Linked DNA regions of Mus musculus: region 2 is linked to region 1. Evidence: chromatin loops called from intact Hi-C (ENCODE). Cell type or tissue: left cerebral cortex. All regions are shown on one strand.

The links. Peaks named below come from ENCODE experiments on the same cell type or tissue, not always from the same donor. Only the 100,000 strongest peaks of a DNase experiment are listed, where the experiment ranks them.
Region 2: a loop joins it to region 1, with 7 times the contacts of the local background. A loop is called at or near these places in 6 of 42 quality-filtered maps.

The regions. Positions count from the first base shown.
Region 1 is chr11:105,366,442-105,371,441 of GRCm38, reverse strand. The region is part of intron 10 of Marchf10 (membrane associated ring-CH-type finger 10); the gene reads left to right. LOC115487808 (a long non-coding RNA gene) reads right to left here. Exons shown (of 2, transcript XR_003949780.1): 2 at 1,411-4,962. Among named protein-coding and RNA genes, the nearest start is that of Mrc2, 76 kb to the right of the region's middle. In left cerebral cortex, no CTCF peak of the experiment used is centred here; DNase peaks (open chromatin) are centred at 1,704 and 2,401.
Region 2 is chr11:105,417,470-105,422,469 of GRCm38, reverse strand. All of the region lies in intron 4 of Marchf10 (membrane associated ring-CH-type finger 10), which reads left to right. Among named protein-coding and RNA genes, the nearest start is that of Gm39417, 30 kb to the left of the region's middle. In left cerebral cortex, no CTCF peak of the experiment used is centred here; DNase peaks (open chromatin) are centred at 1,602 and 2,317; H3K27ac peaks cover 1,420 bases.

The sequences.
Region 1 (5,000 bases):
TATCAGCTCTGCTGATGTGTTTTGGGACAGTAGGGTATAGTGTGCGTGTGTCTGTGTGTCCCTGTGTGTCTGTGTGTCCCTATGTGTGTGTCCATCCCTGAAGCCTGACGGCAGGCTGAGAAGTAAAGGCGTTGATGGTGGCCCCTGTATGACAAGTGACCATGTATGCACTGGAATGGCTTTCCTTTAACAAGAGAGTGGAGCCAGAAAGAATCACACAGGATAAAGGGGATAGTTGGACTTAAGCAAGTGAAGTCTCAGCATCTCGGCCCTTGGGGACTTCTTACTTCATCAAATGGCCACCTATGGTCACAAGAGGCAAGAACTCTGTGAGGAAAGGGCAGGAGCCCAATCATGCCAGCAGCTGACTACACTGCCAGTGTTGGGACTCCCAGGATGCCCCACAAGGCTTTGCTCCTGATATCTGCTCATGCTGGGGTACGGCAGGAGGAGGAGCCAGTATGGCAGTGGTCAAGCCTCTGGTGGTGCTGGACGCAATCTCTGTCACCTGCACCCCAGCCCTGAACCCCTCTTTCTCTTTGCTTTGTTCTTTATCCTTCTCTTCCTCCCTTCTCTGTTTTCCTCCTCTTCCTCCTCTTCCTCAAGTGGACTGCGGACATTTCCCAACACCATCACCGCCCATAGGCTGGAGCCCGTATAGGCAGCCATGCTCGACCCTCTTTATACAAGTTGCAGTTCCGTGGACCACTGTGAGCTGCATGGAACCATTCTATTAAAAGCACTGGATTCAGGGCCCTAAATCCCCACGCTGGGGAGCCAGAGGTAGATGGAACTCTAAGTTCAAGGCCAGCCTGGTCTACATGGCAAAGCCTTATTTCAAAAGCAAAAGAAGGAAATTTCACACTGGATGCAACTCAGTTGACAAAGTGCATGTCCAGTATGCATGAAACTATGGGCTTGATCCCCAGAACCACCCAAGCCAGAGCCGGCCACGTATTCCAGCACTCAGGAGACTGAGGCAGGGGGTCAGAAGTTCAAGGCCATCCTCGGGTTACATAGCAATTTCAAGGCTGGCCTAGGATGTGAGACTCTAAGAGAGAAAATGCTGAATTTATCAGCTTCCATTGGTTACAGGAATTGTAGGCCCATTTTGACTTTTTCCTGGGTTAAATTTCTTCCTCAGACCCTGAGTGTTCAATTAAAAACAAAACAAACAAACAAACAAACAAACAAAAAAAAACCAGGCTGGGTTTCTGCCAACCTGTCTTTGGAGGAATCTCATCCTCTCTGTGACCCAGGCCTGCCCTTCTGTAACCTCCCATGGTTTTAATGGTGACATAAATTCTTCATAGAAATATTAAAAAAAAAAAAAAAAAGGAAAAGGAAAAGGACCAGAAGCAGGAAATGATCCTTTGTTAACATTTCTGTGACTTCATTTTCATAATCCCATATCTTTTAAAGAACTTTTTTATTACACATTGAACTTCAAAGCATCTGGGTTGATGTGGGTCACAGATGGCCAGCAAACAGAAGCAACATCAGCCAGTGAGGCCACAAAACAAACATGCACAGACCCGACAGTGCAGTCTCGTGGGTGGAGATCAAGGCCCTACAGCATCGCATCGCAGGAAACTTCTGGCGAATCGCTCTGGACGAGGAATAAAGTGGTGTCAGAAGCAAGCTGGGAACCAGAGCGGAAGGGACCAGTTTCTCACACTTAACCAGCTCACATTTAACTTGGGAAGCCTTGAAATACATCTCACCCACTCCAAGCATGAAGCAGTGACTGGTTATAAACAGCCCGTGAAGAGGTTTCCACGGGGGCTGGAGAGACAGCTCAGCGGTTAAGAGTCGTGTTGCTCCTGAAGGAGACCCACATTAGCATTAGGGGGCTCACAACAGCCTAACTCCAGCGCTAGGAGTCCAACACCCTCTTCTGGCCTTCCTAGTCACTACACTCACACACACACACACACACACACACACACACACACACACACACACACACACAGAGAGAGAGAGAGAGAGAGAGAGAGAGAGAGAGAGTACATGTCAAAGAATCCCAAAACCTTCCTTGATGAGGAAACCCGTGTTGAAAGCAGACACACACACAGACCAGATCCCATTACAGATGGTTGTGAGCCACCATGTGGTTGCTGGGAATTGAACTCAGGACCTCTGGAAGAGCAGTCAGTGCTCTCAACCTCTGAGCCATCTCTCCAGCCCTCAATCTTTTAAAAAAAGAAACATCATCACGAAAACAGGAAGCTAGTAGAGTGTCAAATCCACTTGCTTCTGGATTTTGTGTCGGGATTCCCAGAACTGGAGTAGGTAGCCTTTGGCAAAGGGGATGGACTGAATCCAGAAGAGACGCCTCACTCCTTTGCTAGCGGGACTGGAGAAGTTCCCCATAGCAGGCTTCTTGCTTGTGTCATGATGAGACCCTGTGACACAGGCTCTCAAGGGTGGTGACTGTCACTTCCTCAATGCAGCATGCACTGTGCTGTCCTGGGGGGCTGAGGTGATAGATCACTTTCCTATCAGTGTGATAAAATACCTGGAAAAAAAAGACAGACAGGAAGGCAGACAGACAGATAGACAGCAACTGAAGGAAGGATTTATTTTTGGTGCATAGTTCGAGGGGACATATATTCAACAGAGCAGGAAGCACGTGGTGGTGAGCCCAGCTTGTCTGAGGCGGCAGGATCAGGAGAAAACCCACTCACATCTCAGCAGACTAGAAAGCGTAGAGAGGTGAATAGTGGCTTTTCTCTTTTAACGTTTTGTTGTTTGGTTTTTTGAAGCAAGAGCTTTCTGTGTATCCCCACTTGGCCTGGAACTCAATATGTAGACCAAGCAGGCTGGCTTATGACCTCACAGGTCTGTCTGCTCCCCCCTCTCTGTGTTCTGGGAGTAAAGGTGTGTGCCACCATGCCTGATTCCTTTTATTCTTTACTTAGTCCTAGACAACAGCCCATGGGATGGCTCTACTCCCATTCAGGGTGGGTCTTCCTCCCTCACAGACACACCCATGATGAGCCTCATTAACACCCTAGGTGTTTCTTAATCAAGCCAGCAATGGGAACCAACTCTCACAGATGAGACTCAATCAAAGAAAGTGACTGTATGTGATACTCTGATGCCTCCCTTTCTTTGAGGATCTTAAGATCAAGTTGAGAGACAAAATCCATATCTCTATAACGTTGGGGGTCCAGGAGTCACCTCACAACCCACATGAACACCAACCTCAGTCAGAGATGGATTGTTTGTGAAGTATAGGCCCAGGGCTGGTTGATCAGGGCCACGATCCAGGCTCAGGAGCTGAGTTAAGATCCTACAGGGCTTTAAGCCTAAAATCCACCAACATCTGGGCCAAGTTATTCCACTAATCAGGATTTAGGGATAGGGATTTCCTTGGGAACACGTCTTTGTTGTACACTTATGCTGCCCTCATTGGTTGGGGTATTCAACTGAGGTAGGGGACTTGCCTTGTCTAACATTCATGTCTTAACTTGCCAACCAGGATGTCAGTTTCCCACATACATGTCTCTGCCAAGTAGGATGTCAGTTCCCAGGGAGGTCTTAGGAACTTAAACTCTATTCAACCACTACTCAGAACAGAAGTCTTATTCCAGACAGTTTCTTATATTGGTGCGGGTGTCTCTCTTATGTTGGAGGTCCATCCCAGGGGTAACTTATAAAATCAAATACCATAAAAGCTCACACACAGGCGCAGGAAGTGCTGCTGGGTAGTTGGTTGGGGTCCAAGCTTATTGTGGGTAACTACACAAAGCAGTTCTGATTTCTATCGTGATTGGTTTCCAAGGGCACAGGACATAACAGAATATGTAAGCAGCTTGGGCATGAGAAAGTTTCCTAGTAGCAACAGAAACATAGGAGAAAGTTTCCTTATAATATTAGTAAAATTTGCAAGCTGGCCAGGTAACAGGCTGGCCTTAACAGTAAAAACAAAATAAGAATAAGAATAACTGGAGAACCCACAGGTCCAGGGAACACACAGAGACTGTGAAATCAATATCACATCTTCTGTAACTGGGCCTTGCTGGGCTTCCTGTGGTCCCGGCAACAGACAGTTTCTGTGCTGTTTGAAGATAAAACCAGGCTTTCTAAACTTGTCTCTCATTTAGACACAGGGTTACCCATGTCTGACTACAAACCATGCACTGGGCACTATCTATTCCAGGGACACTGGGGCCAAAGAAAGCTACAGTGAGGTGTGTGGTTACTCTTTATCAACTTGGGCATGGAACCGTGGGTCTCTGGTGCCCCGAAAGTGTCTGGGATGTAACAAATGCTCAGATGGGCTTCACAGGCCAAGGAATTTCTGAATCAGAATCTGTTTCTTTCTGGTAGCAAGTCTTGAGTGTCATTCTAGAGAAAGGACAGTACACATCTGTTGAGAGACTTCAAGGTATACTCATTTATCTTGTGAACCTACTGTGTGCCAAGTTCTAAATTATATCCTGGTAATACAGAAATAATGAAGACAAATGCTGGCTATAAGGGGCTCAGCGTCTACAGAGAGAGCACATGGGGCTGGAGAGATGGCACGGCCATTAAGATGGAGTACTACTCTTGCAGAGACCAAGTTTGGTTATCGGCATCCACTTTGAGTAGCTCACAGTCCCCTGTTACTCTTCTGGTTTCCAAGGGCACCTGCATTCATATGCACACACACACACACACACACACACACACACTTAAAAGTAAAGCACATTTTAAAATAAGTTAATTAATTGAGAACGCTCATGTGTGACCAAGAGACAAACTTGTCTGTGTTGTGATAGAAGACTGAAGCGGATGAGGAGATGGAATGAGGAATTCTCATCCCACTTTTGCACACTTCTCCAGGGCAGATAGATCTCCAGCTAGGATCTCCCGTTCTGCTGCTGAGAAGGCCTGACCTTTGACCTCGCAGGGTGTGTCCTTCGCCCTCTGTCCCTCCTGCTTTGGCAATGTTGCTGCCATGGCTTTTGTCAGCTGAAATGCAAAGATGATGCTTAGCCTGAATCTCAAAG
Region 2 (5,000 bases), 51 kb before region 1:
TTAAACGAAGACACCACAAAAAGCTCTAGCCCAACACAGTACCTGTCCAACCTAACATAAAGTCTAGGGGAGCTGGCTATGGTGGTGTCTTAGTCAAGGTCTCTATACCTGCACAAACACCATGACCAAGAAGCAAGTTGGGGAGGAAAGGGTTTATTCGGCTTACACTTCCATGCTGCTGTTCATCACCAAAGGAAGTCAGGCCTGGAACTTAAGCAGGTCAGAAAGCAGGAGCTGATGCAGAAGCCATGGAGGGATGTTCCTTACTAGCTTGCTTCCCCTGGCTTGCTCAGCCTGCTCTCTTATAGAACCCAAGACTGCCAGTCCAGAGATGGTTCCACCCACAAGGGGCCTTTCCCCCTTGATCATTAATTGAGAAAATGCCTTACAGCTGGATCTCATGGAGACATTTCCTCAACTGAAGTGCCTTTCTCTGTGGTAACTCCAGCTGTGTCAAGTTGACACAAAACTAGCCAGTACAGGTGGCATACACCTGTAAACCTGGTACCCAGTGGGTCAACCTAAGTTACATAGTGGGACCATAAATGATTGGCTAGATGGGTGGATGGATGGATGGATGGAAAGATGGATGGATGGATGGATGGATGGATGGATGGATGGATGGATGGATGGATGGAAAGATGGATGGATGGATGGATGGATGGATGGATGGATGGATGGATGGAACAAAAGCAAGGGAAAGCTTCACAGAAAATGATAATTTTAGATTTGAACTCAGATCCTGCCGTGGGAGTTGGAAGCAGAAGTGGTGAGCAACCTGGCTGTCAGGTTACAGGAAATGTACATGAGTCTTTTCTCAAGAGGTTCTTTCTCCATCTCGGTGTTAGGAAGATGGCCTCTTACCCGACACTGCCCCTGCAAGGGGTGCTGTTTGTATGACTTTAACTCCTGCCCTCAGGACCAGGAAAGAGAAGGACTCTACGCTGCTGCTCCCAGAGCACAGTTCCTGCATTTCGTTGGCTTGTGCAGCTGGATTCCATCTTCTTCTCCTCTTGCCATTCCTGCTGGTCTCCTGATTACTCTCCCTTATTCAGTGAGGCTCTGACAGGCAATTGGTTCTCTGCTGTCCCCTTCCTGATCTCCAGACACATTATCTAATGACTTCAGCATCCATTTAGATAACCAAGCCACACCCTGGCCTCACAGTTCTCAAGGCGTCTCAAGTGTCCTCTTCCTTTACACACACACACACACACACACACACACACACACACAGAGGCACATCCTGCATGTTATTGTCACCCCAAAGGATCTCATTCATTACCGCTAAAGAAAATGTCAGCGACTTTGCATGGGCTCAGGGCCAGCAATCTCCAGGTAGTTCTCAAGGCTGCTCAGCTCCTTTACCTAGAACCTTTCTCCCAGGCTTCCAATCCATCTCCTCTTCCTCCTCACTCCTTATTTTCACCCACTTCCAACTCTCCCTCTGTGCTTAGGATCCCCCCACTCGTGTCCAGCCCTTCCCTGCTGCTTGCGTCAGCCAACCCTGCAGAGGGCTTTCCCATCAGCATGTAGTCATGATCTAAAAAGAGACAGAACAGCCTTCCTTCCCCCGCTCCCCTCCACTAACTTCTCCTTCACACCCCAAGTTCCCCAAAGAATTATTTACACTGCCTGACTCCATTTCCCCACCTCCTCCTCTCTCCTCAGCCCACTCCAATCTGGTTTCCACACACATGTCGTTCTCCAGAAATGCTCTTTGTCAAGTGACTTCCACATCTCCCCACAGAGCAGCTTTGTGTGGTGCTGGCCACACTCACACACACACACACACACACACACACACACACACACACACACACACCAGTACCACCCCCTGGGGGACGGCGGCCTTAGAGCCACTCTTGCCCTGACTTCCTCCCCATCTCGGCAGGCACTTTATCTTTCTCTCCTCTTCTCATCTTCCTCCACACTGTTCCTGAATCCTGGGGTCCTCAGGGTGTGGCTCTAATCTTACTCTCTACCTGGGGTTGGGGGCAGGGTCGTTCTTAGCCTCTGAGCCACAAATCTCCTGAGCCTCACGGTGAACTCTTTAGACTCATTTCCTTAGAATTGTTTTCAGGCAAAAAATAAGACACGGGCTTTCAAAGGAAACCACTTTTATGGAAATAGTCATCAAAATATTTTTAGAAAATTGTGATTCTGTAATGTATGTGCTTCCTTATTAACACGTTAGTTAACAAGCGATGGGCGAAGAGGGTATTTTGAGACATCCGCAAAAAATGTACTGAGATGTGAAAATATCTGTGACTTTCACGGGTGACAGAAATCTCAGGTCCTGCTCATACTACAGTGGCTGGGCGCCTGCAGCTTAGCTTGCAGGTGGAGCTGGGTAGAGTGTGATTGTAAAGATGTCACTTGTCACCATCCAAGCTCATGCCTCACCAAGCTGCCTTCTCTCTGTGTGCTTTCTTAAAGTTATCTTTAACATTGTAACTGCCAGCGTTGAGGGGTTAACTACCAGAGACTCCCAAATCTACACTTCCAGCTCAAACCCCACTTTCGATTTCCAGATTTAAAACTCTACTGCCTCTCACTCCCTCTACCTGGGTATCTGAAAAAGACACCTCAAGCTGATCACAGCCTCCCCCTCTCCCCCGCTAAAGTCCCCAGCTTAAGCCCCCAGCTTGGCCCTTTATTCTTCCTTCAGTGTGTATATCATTAAAATCTGACAGTCTACTCCCCCCCCCACCCCCACCCCCGCATCTCCCTCCCCCCATGTTGAGTTCAGGGTCAGTCCTACACATCTTACTTCCCTGGTATAATTTTGTTGTTATTGGTAGTGGTTTGGTTTCTGTGGCCCAAGCTATCCTCGAACTCCTCATTCTCCTGCCTCAGCCTCCTGAGTGCTGCGATTACAGGCCTGAGCTGCTACACTGGGCCGATGTAACTTTGATCCATCTGCATAGCTGGTGTCACCACAGAGCTCCTTCAGTGGCCTCCCAACCAGCCCTCCTCTCTTACCTGCCTCCAAAACCCATTTTCCATATCGTAATATGGTAGAGTGTTGTTGACAAGCGAATCCCATCTGTATGCCTGCCTGCTGAAGCCACTTCTGTGGCTTTTAAAATAGGAGCCAAACTTTGTTTGAAACTAACATGTCCTGTGGAACCCGAGGGTGTCTGTCGCCCCGGCCCTGGTCCACACTGGCCTCACCTCAGCCTTTGAGGTTTCTCTGTCTTGCCACACAGTCCACCAGCCCCTCAGCCAAACTCTGACTGCTTCTCCCCTGACTACAGGAGAACCTTTCTCCCTTCTTCTCTCGTCTGCCACATGTCCCCTCTCCCATTTGTGACCCCTGAAATTTTATAATTTAATTAATAATGACTTTTAACATACGTGCACATGGAGGCCAGAGGACAACCTCGGGTGTCACCCCATCTTTTGAATCTGGTTTCTCTTTGGCCTGGAGCTCACCAGTTAGCCTAGCCTGGCTGGCCCGAACACCAAGGGACTCTCCTGTCTCCCCTCCCCCCTAGTTGGGATTACAAACACACCACATCCAGCAACTTTGCTTAGGTTCTGGGGACAGAACTCAGGTTCCTTAAATTTGCAAGGTAAACCCTCTTAAACCCCACCCCTAGGCCATTGGTTCTCAACCTTCCTAGGGCTGTGACCCTTTACTGCAGTTCCTCAAGTTCCATAAAGTTATTTCATTGCTACTTCATAACTGTAATCTTGCTACTGGTACGAATTGTAATGTAAATATGATATGCAACCCCTTTGGGGTTGTGACCCACAGGTTGAGAATGCTGCTCTCGGCCCTTTGATTGTGGTTTGATCACAACAATCTATTGCTACTCCTTAAGAAGGCTCACAACCATCTGTGAATCCAATTTCGTGGGACCCGACACCCTCTTCCAGCCTCCAGCACTAGGTTTGCCAAATAAGCCCTTTCTCCCTTAAGTTGCTTTTGGCAGGGTGTTTTACCCCAGCAACTGGAAAAGGGAGTAGACACCTAGTACGTCGGTTCTCAACCTGTGGTTGAGACCCCTTTGGGAATCAAACGGCCCTTTCACAGGAGTCAACTAGAGCATCGGGAAACACAGATACTTACAGTATGATTCATAACAATAGCAAGATTACAGTTATGAAGTAGCAATGAAAATAACTTTATCGTTGGGAGTTCCCACGATATGAACTGAAGGAATTATATTGGAGGGGCACAGCTTTAGGAAGGCTGGTCCGCTGCCACCCACGCCCCTGGACCATCCTGAGTGTCTCTGTGCTCTTACTTACTAGCTCCGATTGTCAGAGAGCTGTACACCTAAACACTTGAACGTATCGCTAGAGCTGACTGCTTGAGTTTTTAGTTTACGTCGGGATTTTGTTGTTTTCTTTTAATTTTTATAGAGATTAAAAGCTATTTACATTGAATTATACAATTTAGAGTAAGATTTGATGAGTGAGTTCTGACAAATTCATAGATCTGTGTCACCCAGCCCGGATTGAGTTTAAGACACCCAAAGACATTCCCCTGGTCTCCTTTGTCAGTCAGTCCTGCCTCGGAGACCACCGCTTCTGGCCAGCCCCGCCCCAGGGACCACCCCTCTACAGCATCAGAGAGCACTTTGCTTGATCCACCGTTTGAATCTATTTTTGGAGTTTTGTTTTTGAAGTTTTTAAAATAGGGTCTTATTATGTAACCTCAATCCTCCTGCCTCTACTTTCCTAGTATTGGGATTACAAATATGTGCTACCCCAACCAATAAATAAATGTCTTCTCTGAATTCCATCTTTTTGATAGTCTTAGATCCTATTTAGAAATAGGTGGATGATCAGTGGTGGTGGCACATGTCTCATGTCTTTAATCCCAGCAGTTGGGAGGCTAAAGGCAGATGGATCTCTGAGTTTGAGGCTAGCCTGATCCACAGAGTGAGTTCCAGGATAGTTGGGGCTACAGGGAGAAACCCTGTCTCAAAAAACCAAAACCAAAAAAAAAAAAAAAAAGAAAAAGAAAGAAACAGGGAGACAATGGC